2 separate regions of the Mus musculus genome follow, and region 2 is linked to region 1. The links are chromatin loops, found by intact Hi-C in ENCODE. Cell type or tissue: heart. All regions are shown on one strand.

Region 1 (5,000 bases):
AGAACAACCAAGTTTATAAGTTTATATTTTTAGTTTTCAACTAAATATGTATATTAACTATTAGTTGATTACTCTGTGAGTTTCAAGAAGGAAAAGGTGCGGTCTACTTAGAAGTTATTTTGTTGTTTCTCTTTACCCTGAAGATATTTAACTTGTACTAGTGTTCTATAATTACATGTAGTTTTCATTATTTTGATATGTCACTCTATTGCCATGGTTAAGAGCAAAACATTTGTGCTAGTGAGACAGCTCAGCAGGTAAAGCCCCATGCAGTCTTGATGACCTCTGAATTGGACCCCAGAACTCCTGTAAAGGTGGAGGGAGAGAACCAACTGCACAAAGTTGTCCTTTGATCTTCACACCCGTACCCCCCATCACACTCCACCTCTCTCTTTCTTCTCCTCTTCTTGCTCTCTCTCTCTCTCTCTCATACACACACACAGAGAATTATACATTTAAAAATTCAAACAAATTTACTTCAGAGCTAAACACTATAGACTATGCTTGTAATCCCACCTAGAAAGTTTAAGCAGGAGTTTCAGAAGTTTTTGGCTAGCCTGGGCTAAAAACAAGACACCTACCCCCTTTTTGAAGAAAAAAATTAGAATTTCTCTCTCCCAGGTTAGTTATTAACTATAAAACTCTGAGACCATCTAAAACCTATATAGAAAAATATCAGTGGGCAACTTAATGCTTTCTGAGATACTATATTACTTAATCCTTACAGCAAGCCTACCATTGCAATTATCCACAGGGCATTTTTTTGACAGGGGGTCCTGATATAACTGACTGACTTGGAACTCACTCTACAGGCCTCCAATTAACAACAGTCCTTCTCATTCAGTTTTGTGACTACTAATATTACAGTTGTGAGCCACTATGCTTGGCTAATTATCCACATTTTTACACATGCCCAAACAGGTTCATCTATATATTAAATTAAAACACAGAACTTCTTCATAATCATTTAAAATGTATACATTTCAACAGAGTTGAATGTCCACATTGTTGTTTATGAATAGAATTTTGAAAAATTCTACTAGTTCAACCATGGAATGCTGACCATGGGGCTGGAGGGATGGCACAGGTTAAGGTCACTGACTGCTCTTCCAGAGTTTGAGTCTCAGCATTCACACGTGACTTAAAACATCTGTAACTGCAGCTCCACAGAGCCTTACACCCTCTTCTGGCTTCTCACACACATGGTATACAAACATACATGCAGACAAAACATCCATACATATCAAATACAATTTTAAAAAGAAATGTCAAATATAATTTGAAAATTTAAATATTACAGTATTCAAATATGAAGATTTACAAAGAACTATATTGCATGAAGGTAGTAATTAGCTAAATTTAATCTCTTTACCTATACTGTTTTTATTAGACATATTTAACTTTTAAGAAAAGATTCATCTTGTGTGTATGGGTGTTTTGTCTGCAGTGCCTGTGGAGGCCAGACAAGGGTGTTGAATTCACTGGAAATGGAGTTGTAGATGGTTGTGAGCCACCATGTAAATGTTGAAAACTAGACTTCAGCCCTCTGGATGAACAGGCAGCCAGTGCTCTTAACCACTGAGCCACTGCTCCAGCTCCAAGCATAGGTTTAATGCTTAGCTTCTATATGCAGACTAACTTAGAGTCTTACACTGGAAGAATAGGTTTGACCCAAAGAGTAAGAGAGAAATAACAGATTCCAGACTTCTGACAGCAACCTGATTCGAGAGATCCATCCAGGTGCAGTTTAGGCAGAACTACTGAACGTAGTAAGAACTGAAGAAAAGCTATGCAGAAGTCTTTATTCACAGTGGCAGACATAAGCAACAAGTACTCAGTATAAGATCTCTCAATTCTGGCTTTGTGCCATTTGTAGACACTAAAACATGGGAAGAATAGAGATCTATTTGAATTTGTAACTGCAAGACTTTGCGCCGTTCTTTTGTCTTTTGGATGTCTTTGTTTTCTGTTCCGTTCCTCATACCGCCGTCAGTGTGCTAGTGCTTACAGAATAGACACATTTGGGTGGCCCTGATTTATCTCCTGTGGGGAAAGGTAAGGACTGATTGAACTGCATGCAGTTGGGCTGTCGCTCACTAGGGGGAGTAAAAGAGCAAGAGACAGAAAGAGACCGAGAGAAGACTTTTGGTTAAATTAGTGAGTGCGTGCACCAAGAGGAGGAGGGGCCGGCTTGCGTGTAGCGGCTCCACCCTCACTTTGTCAGCAGGTAGAGAGCGTGATTGCAGTCCCAGGGGAAGAAGTCAGAGCTGGTACACCAATTACAAACCACAGGTTTCCTGCTGTAGGGAGCTGATCCAGAATTGTCTTTCTTGAAAGGAAGCACTTCAACCCTGCCTCCTCCTGAACTTCCAAGTCCGTCCATGATTCAGGGATACCGTCTTCTCCCTCTGGGATATTCTGTGATTTGGGTAGTGACTGTTCTATTTGCTGCTTCGTTTCTCATCTCTTCCAAGATATTCCGTACAGAGGCGGAGGGAGAAGACTTTTGTTAGATTTTAGAGATGATTTTGGCTCATCTTTAAGCATTTCCAGAGTTCTTGAGGAGGACAGTAGCTCTCGTCTTGGAATAAGTTTTTGCCTGATCTGCGTGGATTACTTTTTCGGGCTTCGGAATTTCTCAGCACCTACCTGTAGTGCGAGCACTTGGTCTGATTGCAGAGTGAGAAGGTGGAAGCCGGAGCCGTACTGGGTTAAGCAGCTCAGGTCTTTTTTTAAAGCAGGATTTATAAATGCACAATTGAATTTGTTTCATCCCCGTGCCGTGGACTCCAGTGGGCCCGACAGCGCAACAGGTTTGCAGATTTCTTTTGAAATTCTTTCGTGTTTTCTCCCTCCCTCTGTCTCAGCGAAAGTAAAGAATCTATAGAACAGGTTTGCGTTCAGACGCTTGGCTTTTCAGCACTTACTCTGAAGACTTTATAGGATTTTTAAATGACTTCAAAAGGCAGCATACTTTGTGGGTGAAGTGTATTTATAGTTACTTAAGGGTGCGCATTTTAAAAATCTGATGTTTATAAAGAGTCCAAAGTTTCCTAGGAACATAGAAATAACCCAGGTCTCCTCAGCCTGATTTTTTTCAGGGCGCTCAACTTAGAGCCTCTCTACCCCCCTATCTTTTATTCTCCGCCCCCTCAAGGAATTTGAAAACTTAGGAATAGTCCTTTGTTTTTCTCCTGAATCTAGAAGATTACAGATTGTAAAGTCTGGATGTGTTTCCACAGCATTCTGAGGAAAGTCAAAGCGCTTGGCATTCTCAGACTGGAGAATAAACTCTGGGATCCCTAAACGAGAAAGGAAAGTGGAAACAGAAATATGAATTTTAGCTGGGAAAATAATTGCAAAGCTAAACTTTTCAAGTATCTCAAAAGGGAAGTTGGAAGAGATTTTGATACTCAGATTAATTGTGTCGTATGTCAAAGATATATGAATTTGTGCCTAATTTTACAGGCACTTTTGGTGGAACACACACACACAAAATAATATATTGTAGTTCTTTAAAAGTATATAAATTCAGTAGGCCTAGAACTCTGGACTATGCTGAAACACAATTTAGCATGGACATTTTAATTAAGAGTATATGCTTCAGCATCATTAGACATCCCTCCAGGTGGGGCCTGATTAGTTCCCACTCTTCCCCTATTCAAAAGAAAACCTCCTCATGGACTTTAGCCATTTATGGTTGACATTTTTTTCTGGCTTAAAAAGGGCAGCATGTCTTCGTGTTCTGAGCTGAAGTTCCTCCCTCACCTCCGATGCGCTGCTTTAGCCGTTTACTGACCTTGTTTTCTTCATCGGCCTCGGGTTTAGTGCCTCAGGAATCTGATACATATGGAAGACCAGCAGCAAGTGATCTGACATAATACCAATCCATGTTTGTATCTAAAGCACATTTGGAAATTCCAAAGAGAAGAGGTGGCATTTCTGTATTCGCAGTGACGATGGGAGAAAAGGACATACCTGCCCCAGAGGTGGGCTGAAAAGGCCATCTTCTGCTCCCAATCAGGAATACCCCCTGTGCTTGGGAATCTACGTTAGAAAAAGGAAGGACCAGAATCTGACTTGGCTCTCTGAAACGGAGGGCTAGCACTTCTCCCCATTCGTTTTCTGCATTGAGGACCTGCCTTTGGGATGAGCTGGTAGTAGAAGCGGTATGCATGGCCGAAGAGCATTGATGCAGCTGGTAGCATGAGTGGTGGCCACCAGCTGCAGCTGGCTGTCCTCTGGCCCTGGCTGCTGATGGCAACCCTGCACGCAGGCTTCGGACACACAGGACGGGTGCTGGCGGCGGCAGTGGAGTCCGAAAGATCAGCAGAACAGAAAGCTGTTATCAGAGTGATCCCCTTGAAAATGGACCCCACAGGAAAACTGAACCTCACTTTGGAAGGCGTGTTTGCTGGTGTTGCAGAAGTGACTCCAGCAGAAGGGAAGCTAATGCAGGCAAGTAGAATGCGGTTCTGTTTTACCTTCTGTCTGCTTGAAAGATGCCGGTCTTCTTTTAGTTTGGCAAAGCAAAAACCCATGCAAGGGCTTCCATTGCTTAGTGTTGCATTTATTCACGTTTTGTGAAGACATTGCTTTATTGGTAGTGTAAGGCATATTCTTATTTTATATTTGAATATATATATACATATGTATGTATATATATATATTCTGTATTTTAGAAGGCAATTTGCTTATTTTAACTTATGTTGCATTATCTCTTGGATTATACATAATAAAACTTTTCTTTACAAATATATTTGGAACACTATTTTGATAGATGAAAATACAAGTATTTATTTAATTGACTTGAGGAACATAGCTTAGATCCTGTTAAATTGTAAGTGTTAATTTTAATGATCGAGGCACCCTGAAATTCTAGACTGCCCCCGAAGCATATTTGATTACTGTGTCACTTTTAAAATTCGGTCAAGCTTGAATGCTATGGCTGGCTTCCTACCACGTGTGGCTCCCTGTTGCTAATCCCCAAATGGAGAGGA
Region 2 (5,000 bases), 220 kb after region 1:
AGGGGGTGAGGAAGAGATTATTATTTTGGGGTGACAAGGCTTCTAGGAGTGCTTGGGATGTGGAGCCCTGACCATTCAGCTCCTCAGTTGCTTGCTTGGGCTGCCTGCTTCCCTCCCTCCATCTCAGAACCCTGGCTCCTGCCTCACCTGCAGGGTAAACCTATTCCTCTGCTTCCTAAGCACACTGGCTTTCAGCTTCATAGCAAAGTCTACCGTCTTTCAGACAGACACAAGTCGCAAGCCCTGAAGGCTCTTTGTCTCCGCCTGGCTGACTCCCACTGAGTTCCTAGGTCTCACTCATCCACAGGGAATCCTTCCAAGACTCGGCAGGCTTAGGCCCTCTGGTTCTTAGTCTCACAGTTTCTTTCCAAAATTCATCATGTGCTTATGAATCCAATACGCTTCTCTCAAGTTCCACACAGAAAAGGCGTTTGCCCACAGTAGCCTCCTACCTAGGTGTGCCTGGCAGGCCTGGTAGGATTTGTGGAGCAGATGTGTTTGCTGTGACCTTGCCTGCCATTGCTGTTGGGTCAGGAGATGGATTTGTGCCCGTGCATGTCAGGACCCAGTACCTATGGTAAGGGCCATCCCTGGACCAGCCTTGCTGTGGGTCACTGGATGCTGTGGCAGACCAGGCCATGGACCATGAGGACAGCTTCCTTCTCAGGACTCTTAATCGGCAGCACTGGAGGACCTCCCCTCCCCTCCTCCCTGGGCAGTCTGAAACCTCATCCTTCTGCAATCACTTTCACAAGAACTGTCTACCCGCCATGGTGGAACTGCTGGCCACAGGCCTGATCGGATCTCTTTATCTGCTCTGCTCCAACTGCCCCATTAAGACAGGGGACACAGCAAGGCTCAGGCTTGGCAGACCCACCCTTGCTCCCAGGGTTTCTTTGGAAAGGGGGTCATTTGTCCTGGTGTAACTTTGAGAACACTGAGATGTGCATGGAAAGGGAGCTTGCCTAAACCTTAGTGGCAGCACACTGTGCCAGAGGCTGATGTGTGTGTGTCTCTCTGTGTGTGTCACTGTGTGTGCATGTGTCTGTGTGCACCACTGTGTGTGTATGATGGTGTGTCTGTGTGTGAGTGTGTCACTGTGTGTTTCTGTGTGTGTCTCTCTGTGTGCCTGTATGTCTGTGACTGTGTTTCTGTGTGTGTTTGTATGTATCTCTGAGTTTCTGTGTCTGTGTGTGTGTGTTTGTATGTGTCTGTGTGTCTGCATCTGCGTGTGTGTTTGACTATGTATGTGTCTGTATATGTGTGTCTGTATATGTCTGTTTGTGTGTCTGTCTGCAACTGTGTATGTGTCTATGTATGTGTCTGTGTGTCTGTATATGTATATCTGTCTGCATATCTCTCTCTCTCTCTCTCTCTCTCTCTCTCTCTCTCTCTCTCTGTGTGTGTGTGTGTGTGTGTGTGTGTGTGTCTGTGTGTGTGTCTGTGTGTGTGTGTGTGTGTGGTGTTCTGAAAAGACAGCTCTGAGTTCCCCACCTTTACTCACCAAGTCTGACAGTGCAGCTTGGGGCTCTGGAGAGCTGGCTGGAAGTCCAGCACTACTCCCACTTCTGTCATGGCTTGACCCACCTGTGTGGCTTTGAGCAAGAACTTGATCTCTCTGAACTGCTAATCAAGTCAGCAAAAGGCAGGAAGGGTCAGTCCTAACTCTGCAGCTGGTCTGGAGAGACGGATTCCCTATACAGCCTCCTGGATGAGGATTGCTAGGCTGACTGTTGAGCTTGTGGAGAAAGAAGGCCCCCAGAGTAGGGGTTGATGGGAATCTGACAGGGAAGCCTGCATCCTCCTCAGGTCCCCTGGGCTCACTTGTATTCAATAAAGGACCAGCATAGGGTGAGGGAGAGCTTGCTGCTTGAACAGGAGGACCCAAGTTCTATCCCTGGAAACCACCTGAGAAACCAGACATGGAGGTCTGGATAGAGGGCTCCTAAGCTAAGAGCACTTGCTGCTCACACACAAAGCCAAAGTCAGAGTTAGGAAGCACAGAAACACCTGTAATGCTAACTCCAGGCAATCTGATGCCCGTTGTGGGTACCAGACACACACGATGCACATGCATGTGTGCAGGCACTCACTTAAAAAAAAAAATCCCTGGCTGTCCCAGAACTTACCGCATAGAACTTACAGAAATCTACCTCTGCCTCATCAGTGGTGGGATTGAAAATGTGTCCCACCATGCCTAGCTGCTCTGGCTGTCCTGGAACTTGGAGATCTGCCTGCCTCTGTCTCCCAAGTGCTGAGATTAAAAGTGTGTGCCACTATTGCCCGGCCCACATTTTTTTTTTAAGCCAGGCGAGGCAGCACCCCTGTGTTGGGGAGGGAGAGGCTGGAGTACCCCTGAGGTACAATGGCCACTGAACCTAATCAACAAGTCCCAAGTCCTAATGAAAGCGCTTGTCTTGTCTCAAAAACAAAGAGAGAGAGCTTCTAAGCATCCTAAGCTCCTAAGGCAATTCACAACCGCCTGTAACTCCAACTCCGGGAGCTCTTGAGCCCTCTACTGGCCTTAATAGGTACTGCACACACATGCACAAATAGATTCGCAATTTAAAAATAATTAAAAAAAAAAAAGATTTAAAGCAAGATTGACCATGTCTAAGAAAAAAATGTCCAGGGTTGACATCTGGCCTCCATACATATGCACACACACACACACACACACACACATGCATACTCATACATTCCAGTGCACACATACAACCAACACAGTTCCTCTATAAGAAAAGCCCCCCCCCGGGGAGGGGGAGAGGGGGAAGAAGGGGAACCTGATCTGGTATTGGGTGAGGGAAAAGGACTGAAGCCCTAAGGGGCAGCAGAAAGAATGGAAACAGGCAACCTCAGGAGAGAGAAGGTTGGGGGGACCCTCCATAAAGCACCAGAAACCTGGGAGGTGAGAGACTCTCAGGACTCAAAGGAAGGGACCTTAGATGAACTGCAGGACAGTAGAAGAGGGAAATTACAGAGCCCACCTCCAGCAGGAAGACAGGATATCAAGTGAGGGATGGGGTTGCCATCCCACAGTCACATCTCTGACCCATAATTGTTCCTGTCTGAAAGAATTACAGGGATGGAAATGGAGAGGATATTGAGGAAAAGAAGGTCCAGCGACAGGCCCAAAGTGAGATCCAGCTCAAGGGAAGGTTCCAAGGCCTGACTCTATCACTGAGGCTATGGAGAGCTTACAAAAAGGGACCTGTCATGACCACACTCTGGAAGACCCAACAAGCAGCTGAAAGAATCAGATGCAGATATTTGCACCCAACCAGTGGACAGAAGCAGCTGACCCCTGTGGTTGAATTAGGGAAGGCTGAAAGAAGCTGAGGAGAAGGGTGATCCTATAGGAGCACCAGCAGTCTCAATTAATCTGGACCCTGAGATCTCGCAAACATTAGACCATCAAACAGGCAGGGTACACTAGCTGATATGAGGCCCCCAACACACATACAGTAGAGGACTTTCAGGTCTGTGTTCATTCAGAGATGAGGCACCTAACCCTTAAGAGACTGGAGGCCCCAGGGAGTTTAGAGGTCAGGTGGGGCGGGGGTGGGGACATCCACATGGAGACAGCGGGGTTGGGAGGAGGTATGGGATGTGGAACAGTTGGAGGGTGGATGGGGGGAATAAAATATGGAGTGTAAAAAATTAATTAAATAATAAAAATAATAAAATAAAATAGAAAAGAAGAAAAAGGCCCACAGTTGTGCATTTTTGCATGTTAGCAATTCAAAACACATAAAATCATGAATGTCAGAGTCAGAGAGTAAAGTTAACAGTTTAATCAGGAGAGGATGTGGGGATTGCAAGCCAGCCTGCGTTTTGCTCTCCGGGTGGTATTCTCTGGTCTCTCTGAGTTACATCAGTCCCATAGAGGCGGAACCTTTGTCTAATTTCCACGAAGCCTTCAAACATATCTGACCACCACACTGAGTGACAAAATCAAAATTTAAAGGTATTTGGCGTCTGCTGAGAGGCATGGAGTGGTGTTTAGCCTAATACATAAAGTCACCCCACAACCTTTCAGAGATAATCCCAGCTCTGTGTCAAATCATACCATCTGAGTATCTAGAGACCAGGCGGGGTCCAGGAAGTCATGTTGCAGCCACCTCCTGGTCTTCGGAGCTTCGTTGTCAGCCTGATGGAGTGATGTACCAACTTGCTTTTTCCACCTTCCTACACCAACCCAGGCAGCGGATGCTGCAAAGACAGAGCAAGCCAAGTGAGAGCAGAACCCTCCCCATACTCACCCTGAGACACCTGGACCACCCAATTCTTATTTCTCTTCTGACTTTCTCAGTTCTCTTAGTATCATGCATTACACATGTTCTGTAGTAGAACACTCAGATACACACACACACACACACACACACACACACAGAGAGAGAGAGAGAGAGAGAGAGAGAGAGAGGAGGGCAGACAGACAGACAGACAGAGTGGGTTTTGAAGAGACATAGCAGGTGCATACATTAGCCAGGCAATATTTTATCTGACATCATTGAGGATTGCCAGGGTGTGGTGACAAGGAAGTACTTTGTAGTTTTATTATTGCTTGTGAATTCACCAGAGAAAATGACTCCCCTTTGACTTGCATGGGACATCCTGGCCTGCCTATGTTGTGCCCTGCGTCTGTCAGGAGCACATCCAGGGCAGGAGTCCTTGTCTTTGACTGCCCTGGTGTCCTCCTCCCTCGAAGGGTGCCATTGGATGGTGCTGCTCCAGGGATGCTCCTCTTGCTGCCTTCGGGGCAGGCAGTATTGGAAGGGATCCCCTGCATTTGTCTCTGCCTTCTTCCCAGCTCCCTCAGCTCTTCCTCTGGGTGCCTACTGGGTATTCTGGCATGGATGTCACCACAAGTATCCCCTTGGGGTACCTCGGTTATTGAGACTCCTGATCAAGGGTAGAATAGTCTCTCTTCCTTGGATTTGCCAAAACAGAACCAGGAACTCCCCTATGAACCCACAGTAAAAAATTTAAAACAGAACTGA

The links. A loop is a pair of places that touch in the nucleus more often than their neighbours do. Peaks named below come from ENCODE experiments on the same cell type or tissue, not always from the same donor. Only the 100,000 strongest peaks of a DNase experiment are listed, where the experiment ranks them.
Region 2: a loop joins it to region 1, with 4 times the contacts of the local background. A loop is called at or near these places in 2 of 42 quality-filtered maps.

What each region holds. Positions count from the first base shown.
Region 1 is chr11:87,660,410-87,665,409 of GRCm38, forward strand. It overlaps Rnf43 (ring finger protein 43), which reads left to right and starts at 2,678. Exons shown (of 10, transcript NM_172448.4): 1 at 2,678-2,813; 2 at 3,727-4,458. The coding sequence starts at 4,207. In heart, a CTCF peak has its summit at 2,094; a DNase peak (open chromatin) is centred at 2,182; H3K4me3 peaks cover 1,653 bases; H3K27me3 peaks cover 1,012 bases.
Region 2 is chr11:87,881,185-87,886,184 of GRCm38, forward strand. No RefSeq gene overlaps it. Among named protein-coding and RNA genes, the nearest start is that of Olfr462, 6.2 kb to the right of the region's middle. In heart, a CTCF peak has its summit at 2,515 (motif pointing left); no DNase peak of the experiment used is centred here; H3K27me3 peaks cover 1,744 bases.